Linked DNA regions of Homo sapiens: region 2 is linked to region 1. A link is a contact called in ENCODE Hi-C or POLR2A ChIA-PET data. All regions are on one chromosome and are shown on one strand. The core of a region is the stretch at or near the end of the contact, and the rest is flanking DNA. Distances in the headings are between cores, read along the strand shown.

What was found. Hi-C counts contacts between places; a loop is a spot of excess contacts on that map. ChIA-PET counts read pairs that join two places held with the same protein, here RNA polymerase II (POLR2A). Pooled maps may share reads with other maps.
Region 2: a pooled map shows a loop between it and region 1 (3-fold over the local background). The contact joins the promoter of C2orf15 here to the promoter of CRACDL in region 1. A Hi-C loop is called at or near these places in 4 of 50 pooled maps. POLR2A ChIA-PET finds 5 or more read pairs at or near these places in 4 of 52 experiments (HEK293, HEK293T, WTC11 and 1 more).

What each region holds. Positions count from the first base shown.
Region 1 is chr2:98,932,869-98,937,919 of GRCh38, forward strand. It overlaps CRACDL (CRACD like), which reads right to left and starts at 3,357. Exons shown (of 10, transcript NM_207362.3): 1 at 3,070-3,357. RefSeq lists a silencer at 2,524-2,724.
Region 2 is chr2:99,139,378-99,144,565 of GRCh38, forward strand. It overlaps C2orf15 (chromosome 2 open reading frame 15), which reads left to right and starts at 2,330. Exons shown (of 4, transcript NM_144706.4): 1 at 2,330-2,560; 2 at 2,908-3,024. All of the region lies in intron 1 of TSGA10 (testis specific 10), which reads right to left. RefSeq lists silencers at 1,590-1,659, 1,730-2,039 and an enhancer at 2,261-3,067.

The DNA.
Region 1 (5,051 bases), core at 2,107-4,606:
AGCCCTGCCCCACAGGTAGAAAAATGCCTTCTGGGTCTGGGACATGAACCCAGGCACTGAGCACCTACCGCTGTGCACCCCACCTGGAGGAGCAGGGGTGGGGCTGAGGGGGCGTTCTTGTCCTGCTTCCTGTGGGAACTCAGGGAAGGCCGAGCTCAGAACAGTAGAAATGGAGGCCTAGTACGGTTCCGCACAACCTGGGCGGGCTCCCAGGTGCCCAATAGGGGCCCAGAAGAGACCTCAGAGCATGGGGACCTCTGGGCCAATGGAAGAGCCAGGTCCCCGCTGTGGCTCACCCTGGGGACACCAGCTGGACAATGATGGAAATGTGAGCCGGAGGCTCCATGTGGAGGGGAAAGGGACTCACTGGGGCACCGCAAGAGGACCAGATGACCAGTCAGGGCCACTCCCCTCAAGCTCTGATGGGACTACAACCCTCTCCTGGTGCCCAGGGGTGACTTGTAGCGAAAAGGGGTCCCCGAGGAGTAACGTGGAAAGACTGAGAGACTGACTCCCACCAGGGACGAAGCTACCTTTAAGCTAAATAGTGACTGAAATAATACCATTGAATTAGGCTCTAGAAAAACAGAACCATGCACTGGGAACTGAGTATATGAAAAAGGGAACCAAGGGACTTCACTAGGGACAGCAAAATCAAGCTCACTTACACAAAATTTTGCACCTTTCCACAATAAACCCTGGGCAGGTTTCCACCCAGAGAGTCCACCTGCAACACAAGCAGTATTTATGTGCACAACAAGCAACTGCATGACAAGGCACGGAGCCAGCCTGCAGGGGAAGAGCCAGTGACTGCAAGGTAGCTAAGTCAAATCCAGGCCCACCAGGACATCACAGAAAACCCACCCTCCTGGAGGCCTGGTACCTTCACATCTATTCTCTCATTTAACCAAGAGCATCCCTGAGGGCTGGCCAGCTGAGTCCATTTCAGCTGCTATAACAAAATACCATAAACCGGGCAGCTCATAGACAACAGACATTTATTCCTTGCAGTTCCAGAGGCTGGAAGTCCAAGATCAAGGCACTGGCAGGTTGGGTGTCTGGTGGGGGCCCATTCCTCATAGAAGGCGCCTCCTCACAGTGTCCTCACATGGTGGAAGGGACGAGCGAGCTCCTTGCGCTTCTTTTATAAGGGCACCAAGCCCATTCATGACCTATCACTTCCCAAAGGCCTCATCTCTTAATACCATCACCTTGAGGATTAGGAATCCACATATGAATTTTTGGGGGGACACAAACATTCAAACCATAGCACTATCACTGCTCTCATTTCCCTGAATGGTGCACTGAGATTGGTCAAGATTCATCCTTTTTTTTTTTTTTTTTTTTTGAGACTGAGCCTCACTCTGCTGCCCAGGCTGGAGTGCAGTGGTGCCATCTCAGCTCACTGCAACCTCTACGTCCCTGGTTCAAGCAATTCCCCTGCCTCGGCCTCCCGAGTAGCTGGATTACAGGCGCCACACCTGGCTATTTTTGTTTTGTATTTTTAGTAGAGTCAGGGCTTCACCACGTTGGCCAGACTGGTCACGAACTCCTGACCTCAGGCAATCCACCTGCCTCGGCCTCCCAAAGTGCTGGGATTACAAGTGTGAGCCATCGCGCCCAGCCAAGATTCATCTTAACTAGCCTAAGAGGGCCAAGCAGAGCAGTGATCTCAGCAGGACAGCCACCCGTTAGTGAGCCCCACATGACGCATCCTATGCAGCAGCTGAGCTGCGCAGCATCCATGGATGGTACACTTTATTTTATAAGTGAGGAAACAGATGCTTAGAGAGTAAGAACTTGACTCGTGGAGGAGGTCCAGAATCAGACTCAGGCAAGCCAGGTACTCACTACAGGCACAAAATTTAAGGGGGTACCAAAAATGCAGTCAGATAAATGCCTTATTACAATATTTTAAAACATCAAAACAAATACAAAAATCCCTAATGTACAAAATCTCACATTTTTAAATAAAGACAGGATCAGTGTTCCTGATTTTTCCTGTTGCCTCAGACTCCAAGATGGCACAGCATAGGGGCAGAGCCCAGAAACCAGCCCAGCTCAACCTTCTCCACCAGCTCCACACGACACTGTCTCTAGATATCTTTCTCCTCACAATTTTATAACCTCAATAGGTTCTTAGGATGACCACAGTGCTCCATCATTCCAGGTGTGCGCCCGTGGGACCGAGCTCCAGGGAAAATACCAGGGGTCTACACAGATTCTAGTCTATGGTATATGCAAATGAAGGAAGCCTGCAGGCTCCAATAACCTAGTAGGATACCTTAAGACCAGTTTGGGAAGGTGTGAGCTGGCTCTAAAAGGGTAACACAGCTGCCTGTCTTCCACTTGGATTTCCTGGCTCAAAACTGTCAACAGGACCTGATGCCTGCAGGCGGTTTGCACCTACACGGAGTCAAATTCACACAGCCGCACTGCTTCTGACTTGCATTTCAAAAGCAAGTGACTATTATGCTCTGATCACATGTGAACTTCATACCGAATCTTTGCCTATGATGAAGCTTCTGTTCAACAAATATTTGTTGATTAAAAATGTGAACACTTCTTAGATCAACTCCAGAATCCCTCCCGGGTGGCGTGTAATCAAAGCCTAAAACCTGTTAAATAAACCATCACCTAAAGCATAAGGCAGTTCGTGAATGTGTCCACTCCTTTCCCCTGCAACTGCGTGTGGAGACAGTGGGCATAAAGACCTCGTATGCTAGCAATTTCAACCGAGCAGGACCTTCTCTCCCTCCTCTTTCATTTTCCTGGCGCGTAAACTGCTGGATTTGCCTCACAGTGGAAAGTTGGGTCCAGCAAAGTGAGCAAAGGGAAACTTTGGGCACTTGCACGAGCGCGTCCGGCTCCCCCTCGGCCGCAGGAGCTGCCCAGGGCTTCGGCGGCGGGGGTGGCGCCTCTCCGGGTCCGAGGGGCCCCTGGCTTCACGGCCTCTGCCCTCGACCCCCTAGCCCCGGCCCGCCCCACCTCCGCCCGGTGCCCCCGCGCCCACCCCGCCTTCGACCCACGCCTGCCTTGGGACACGCGATTTCAAACCCCTCGAGGTACCTGGGACAGGAGCGTGGCCCGGGCTCGGCGAGACGCGCAGAGAAGGGCACCTTCCGCGGGGTGCGGCGAGCCGGGGCTGCTCCCGCCGCGGTGCGCGTCTAGCCCCAGCCCAAAGCCGGGGCGACGCAGCAGGTGGCCGCGCGGCCTCCAGACAGCCCGGGTCTGCGGCCGAAGAGCTGGACGCGGGCGCTGACACTACCCTCCCGCGGCCGGCCCGGCCCTGCGCCCGGCGCGCTCCCAGCTCCCAGCTCCCAGCTGCAGGCGCGCCGGCTTCGCTCGGCTCCGCTCGGCTCGGCGGGGGCGGACGCCGCTCAGCTCCCCTCGCCGGCCGCCGCGCGCACCTCCCCCGCGGCGCACAGCTCCCAACGCCGCCTCCGCAGCTGGCCCGGCGGAGTGGGGCCGAGACCTCGGGGCGGGGGGCGCAGGCGCCGGCCTGGGCCTTGGACGCCCCGCGGGAGGCGGGAGGGCGATCGGGGTGCGGGGAGGGCAATCGGGGTGCGGGCCCGGCTGCCCAGCGCTCCCTCCCAAGCCCGCGCCGCTCCCGACCCGCCTCGGCCTGTCCGCGCAGCGGCGCTGTCGGGGCTCCGGGAGGGCCGGGGGGCACCGGAGACCCGGAGGTGGTGGCAAGTCAGTCCGGGACTGGCCCAGGGCACCCGCGCGCGTCGGTGAGAGGGACCCGGGACTCCAGGTGACCTCCGGATCCGCCCTCTAAGTCAGTGGCCTGCGGCGGGCGTGGGCGCCGAGGGAAGGAAGTGTGCATTTGAATAAAAGTAAAAGTTTGTTATTGTTGTTGTTTTATAACCCTGTGGGTCCTGAGCGTCTCCAGGCTAATTAGGGAAGCTGCCGCCCCGTCTGGAGGTGATTCATGGGTGTGACACCGGCGAGTGTGGGAAGAAAGGCAGCTGATGCCGTCTCAGCTGCGCTCGCCTTTCTTTATTTTCTTTCTTTCTTCTTTTTTTAAAATCCTTTTTCTTGTAAAGACAGGGCTGGTCCATTTAGGGAGACCGCGCACGGAGGGAGCTGCCTTGGGTGGTCGCCCAGCGAATCTCCTCCGGAGCCCGAGCCGCGGCTTTGGTCTGCGGATGGCACAGCCCGGCGACCCCGTCCCGGCCTCTTCCCCGGCGGTGCACGCCCAGGGCCAGGCAGGCGAGAGGCGCGGGAGTCGCGTCCCAGCAGGGAGCCCAGGCTGCGACGAGTCCTCAGGGGACGCCTTCAACCCAGGCTGGAAGAGATGATACTAACGTCAGACGGGGAGTCTCGGGTGTCACCGGACGCCAGAATGAGCGGCGAGGTCCGCATTGTTTGGAGGGGATCACGCGGAATCCGCGCTACTCCGCGGGACGCTGGGTCCGACGGCTAGCGCCGCGCACACTGGAGGCCTGGAAAAGCCGAGCTGCTCGGCTGTCGGAGGCCGAGAGGGCCTGGACCCCGGAAGGAGCTCTCTCCACCTGTGGCTTTCAAGGGGCTCAAAATCCCAGATAGAAGAATCGAGCGAAACGAGGCCCAAGACAGTTTCCCATTTACTTGGGCATATCAAACGAAGTTTCCTTTTTGAATTTTTAATGTTATCCCTTGGCCACAAGCTATTCACGTAAAAGCCTCTTTTGATGGTTAAGTGCTTTAAGTTCCCTGTATAAAAAGAACAAAAATAGTGATTCAGCCTTATAACCCCCCCCCAAATTAATAACCTGCATTCACAATGAATGGGTGACTCATGACAATCAGAGACAACGAGTTTGTTGGGTGTCTGTGTGTTTGTTTTTTTCAAAATCCTCAAACTAAACTGAACAACTGCAAAAACTATACTCCCCTCTCTCCTCTCCCACCTTGAGCCTCTGCTCCTTGCTCTTCAAAATCATGTTAGTTTTTGCCGCTGTAACTACTAAATATTTATGGACTCCATAAACTGCCTTTCTACCTAAGAATTTCGTTTCCAGAATATCTTAAACCTCTGGCTTTATTTGTATTCTGTGGGTGGCTTT
Region 2 (5,188 bases), core at 1,080-3,579, 210 kb after region 1:
AAATATGAAGCACATAATATGTATTCAACAAATTATTGATTTTTTGATAGAATGGAAAATACTGGAGTACTTCAATGGAATTCTGAAATCTGGTTCCACAAAAGCTTACTACAGTTGAGGTGGGTTTTTCTTTTTAAAAATATTGTCTCCAAAAGTGTAGACTTATAGACATTGAAGTAGAAAGGAACTGCCTCACTAACAGAAGGATGTGGAAAACCATACAAGATTTATGAATAATTCTGAGAGAGTATTTTATATAATAAAAATAAGTGGATAAATATTTTGGGAAACAATCAGCAAACTAAATACTGCGAGCAACAATAAAGATTAATCTTAAAAAAAATGTTGAGTAAAGAAGCAAGATGTAAATGAATACTTAGTACAATTCCATTCGAAGTTCAAAAACAAGCCAAACTGTAATGTGCATGTTCACATACAATGATGTGAAACATTAAGGAAAATCAAGGAAGTGGCTATCTTAGAAGTCAGGAGAGTGGCTATCTCTGGGGAGGGAAAGAAATATGTAATCTGAAAAGGTGATAAATAGTAATACCTCTAACTGCCTCTGTGTATGGAGGACTTCAAAACCAAATCGTCCTAAACAAACTAGTCTAAGCAACTCAAAAAGAAGACAGAAAAGATCTCCCAGAGAATCTCTACACCTGATTATATTCTGGGCTACAGGCAGTGATTTTTCTTCAGAAGGTAAACAGTACGCGAGATATTGTGGAAGCTGCCATTAAATAATGCCAAAGTTTAGGATTTAAAATTAATATTTAATTAATGTACCGTCCTAGTTATTTCCCACTAATTAAGACTGAAGAGTTTGGCTCATTAATCAATTAAAATACAAACAAGAATCTGTCTTATCCTGGAAGCAGATTCGAATGCGACATCCTACTTCTATAACTAACCTGTTTTTTTCTACTTACAAACCTATTGTTATTCTACTTATGTCCTTACACGTAAACAAAGTATACTTGAAATGCTGAACACCAGTACAGAAAATTTTAAACAAGGAAATCTCCTAGGATATAAGGTCCTGGAATGGAAGAAGGAAAACGTTGGGACACTATAATCTATGCAAACTTTCCCGAAGCTGCGAAAAAAAAAAAGTGAAAAAAAACCATATTTCTGTGAGTTTTTAGGTATCAAGTCCATGATCACCTAGTTATCCAATTTAAGTCTCAAATAGTTTTTCAACAAAAGCCAGCTTTCCCTGCCTTTACTGTGTATAATTTTTACTAAAATTATCTGAGATTTTCATGCAAATGCCTATGTAATCTCAGCCTTTCACCACCCCAAGTCTAGAAAGAGGCTCAGAAATGAGCGATCGGGAGTCAGGCTGAACTCCCAAATCTGTGACTTCCAAATTCCTCGGCTCCACCAGAGCTTCCAGAGCGTTTCTAAACTGAACAGTCTCCCCAACAACCAAGCGGAGAGCTGCGGGAGGACGCGAAGCAGTGACCATAGGAACTGGGCTCAAACCTAACCTCCCAAGAAACAGGGGCAACTCGTGCTGCCGAGCTTCCGGCCGGCAGCTGTGCCCGCCGCTGCCCCTCACAGCCGCTCCCGCTGCTAGCGCCCAACTCCGCCCGCCACGGCCCCGCACCCGCCACTCCTGCCCGCTTGCAGCCGCCTTCTCAGAGACCTTCCAGTCCAGTAGCAGCACTCTCCCCACCCCGCGCACCTCCGCAGCTTCTACCTGGAGCTCCGGGTCCCTCCCCGGGCTCCTCGGCCCGCCGTCCTGCCCAGAGCTCATCCCCGCGACTGTCAGCTCTCGGCCTCAGCGGGGGATACAAGAACCGCCCACTCTCCATCCTCCGCCCCTTTCTCCTCCCTTCCCACCCCCAAATCGTCCTGGCCCCGCCCCGGCGGATCGGAGGAAGGACGGAGCCCGCGGGAAGGAGGAGGGGGCGGTTAGCGCCAGCCAGTGCCGCCGTGGCCCCGCCCTCACGCTCTGTACCGGAGTGGGGCTCGTCTTCCACCTCCCCGGCGCCCCAGCTTTGCTTCCGTCCCGCTCGCCCCCAGGCCCGGTGCGCACGCGTACCTGGCTCGACCTTCCTTCTCGCGGGGTCTACAAGCCGTGCGCGCGCTCCTACGCACGGAGCGACGCGTACGTCTACCTGCCTGCCTTACAGGGCACCTAGGAGGGACCCCTTCCTGGCCCATCCGCGCCGCGCAGGCGCACGCCCACGCAGCGCCTAGACGCCCGAGCCGAGCGTCCCGTCTCCTAGTAACCAGCCGCTAGCCCCCTTTTCCACGACTCATTTCTTAATCTCTGCCTGAGGCTGCCGCACCTGGATGGAACGCGCATGCGCAAGGCTGTCTCTCGCAGCCCCGCCTTCCCTCAGCTTGAAACACCTGCTGCTTCGCGGCGGTGGCTTTGTGCCACTTTTCCCAGGGCTTGGGCATCATTCTGGACCCATGTTCGGTGAACCGGTTACTCTCAGAGCTGCTTTCGGGCGCAGCTCCTGCTGCAGCCAGGGCCCGTTTTAAGAGAGGCTTCCAGGTCCAGCCCTCCCGCTGCAGCCTGCAGGGAGCGAGCCGGCCTGTCCCGGTGAGCGTGGGCAGCCTGGAGTCAGGGGAGCCTGGGGACCACGGCCTTGGTCAGCTCTGCACGATCAGGGCTGAATCAGGAAGTGGCAGATCTAGCAACAAAGTCCAGATTCCTGACCGATATTCCTTCTCCACATGCCAGTCCTTTTCCAAATCCCCTCACCTTAAAGTGACAAATGAGCTTTTTAGTGAAAAAGAATGAGCGCTGCATTCTTCTACCAATTTTTTGGAGCCCAGAATGGGGGGGAAAAAAGTCTTCTTAATTTTTCTTAATACCTACCATGTCCCTTCTTAAATAACTCAAGAGCTTCTGGATGATAATGGTGACTTTATCTCCTTTTCCTGCAGATGACATAGACACTAGGTTTTTACAGCAATTCTCTGATGACCTTGATATGGTAGAACGCTGTGTATTTCAAGAGTAAGCTCTCGTTTGAGGAGACTAACAATTCCTGTTTTCGCCAGGTGAGTACTCATTTTTCCCCCCACAAGATATCATTGGCAGGGATAAACAACTTTTGTGTAGAACAAATTTAGTCATAAAAATACATTTAATATAAATGCCATGTTTTTCCAATGTCTTTTCATCGTGTTATTACATGGTCTCATATTTTGTCGCATTTATTTTCAGATATCATATACTTTGTAAGTATAATTAGATACCAAAAAAAATTAAGTGTCCCTGTTATTTTAGATTAAGAGGTTAGAGGACACAAGGAGCACATATCCTCGGAAATGTAATTTTTTAAATGCACAAAATAACAAACTGAGAAGTTATGTTAGAGGGAATAATGTATAATCTCATTTCCTCTTCAGATACTAAGATTATTTTGAATACATTATCTAGCATTATTAAAAACAAATAGGAAAGAATGTTCTAAGTTTAAAACTATCAGCTGGAGTTGAAGACTTCGGGGGTGGGGAGATTATTAATATAGGAAGTAGGAAAGTACTTCCCTTATAGAAAGAATAAGAAAAGTTTAAGCACTTATGTATGCCACCTAGACGGTACTGAAGATTATTTGGAAAGAATATAAGGAAATGATCATTTTAAGGCCAAAAGAGGGTGAAAAGATTTTCCTTTTTTTTCCTATCAAGAACTGTTGACTTTCTCCCCTAACCTGAGAAAGTAAAAATTTCCTTCCCTCTGTGGAAACCCAAGGGGTAGTGAGTGTCCCACCCTGCCCCAACTAAACCTTTTTTTTTTTTTTTTTTTTTTTTTTGAGACAGAGTCTCACTCTGTCGCCCAGGCTGGAGTGCAGTGGCACGATCTCGGCTCACTGCAACCTCCGCCTCCCGGGTTCATGCCATTCTCCTGCCTCAGCCTCCCAAGTAGCTAGGACTACAGGCGCCCACTACTACGCCCAGCTTTTTTTTTGTTTGTTTTTTGTTTTTTGTATTTTTAGTAGAGACAGGGTTTCACTGTGTTAGCCAGGATGGTCTTGATCTCCTGACCTCATGATCCACCCGCCTCAGCCTCCCAAAGTGCTGGGATTACAGGTGTGAGCCACTGCGCCCAGACTTTTTTTTTTTTTCCTTTTTTTTAAGACAGAGTCTCACTCTGTTGCCCTGTACCCAGGCTGGAGTGCGTTGGCATGATCTCAGCTCACTGCACCCTCCACCTTTCAGGTTGAAGCAGTTCTCCTGCCTTAGCCCCTTGAGTAGCTGGGACCACAGGTATGTGCCACCATGCCCAGCTAATTTTTGTATGTTTTTGTAGAGATGCGGTTTCACCATGTTGCCCAGGCTGGTCTTGAACTCCTGGACTCAAGTGATCCACCCACCTCAGCATCCCAAGTGCTGGGATTATATGCATGAGCCACTGTGCCTGGCCCAGGCTAAGCCTTATATAGTACCCTGTGCTTGCTCTCTCGTGACAGACACCTTCTAAGGTCTTGGTTTTCTAGTCCCTTAATTTTTCCATCATTTCAAAAGCTTCACTACAAAAACCTCTGTTATTACTATTTTTTGTTTTGTTTTCACTGTCCTCTTCCTGATCCCCTCAAAAAAAAATCTGGGACTCCAATTCCATATGTGTTAAGCCACTTGATCTTGTTCCACAGCTCACTGATGCTGTGTTCCTTTTTTTTGTTTGTTTTTTTGAGATGGAGTCTCGCTTTGTCTCCCAGGCTGGAGTGCAGTGGCGCGATCTCCGCTCACTGGAAGCTCTGCCTCGCGGCTTCACGCCATTCTCCTGCCTCAGCCTCCCGAGCAGCTGGGACTACAGGCGCCCACCACCACGCCCGGCTAATTTTTTTGTATTTTTAGTAGAGACGGGGTTTCACTGTGTTAGCCAGGATGATCTCGATCTCCTGACCTCATGACCTGCCCGCCTCGGCCTCCCAAAGTGCTGGGATTACAGGCATGAGCCACCGCGCCCGGCCTGTGTTCCGTTTTTTAAATCAGAGAGTTTCCTCCTTATGCCGAGGCCTGAAAGTTCCAGGCAATGTCCATTCATAGGGCTCACTTTATTTCCTGTTTCTCAAGGATCACTCTCCCGAACTGCCTGTTGTCCAATATCTAAAAGCCATTGCTTCATGTGTTTTGTGTTTTGATGCTGAAAGCAGGCGGGGCACGGTGGCTCATGCCTGTAATCCAGCTACTCGGGAGGCTGAGGCAGGAGACTTGC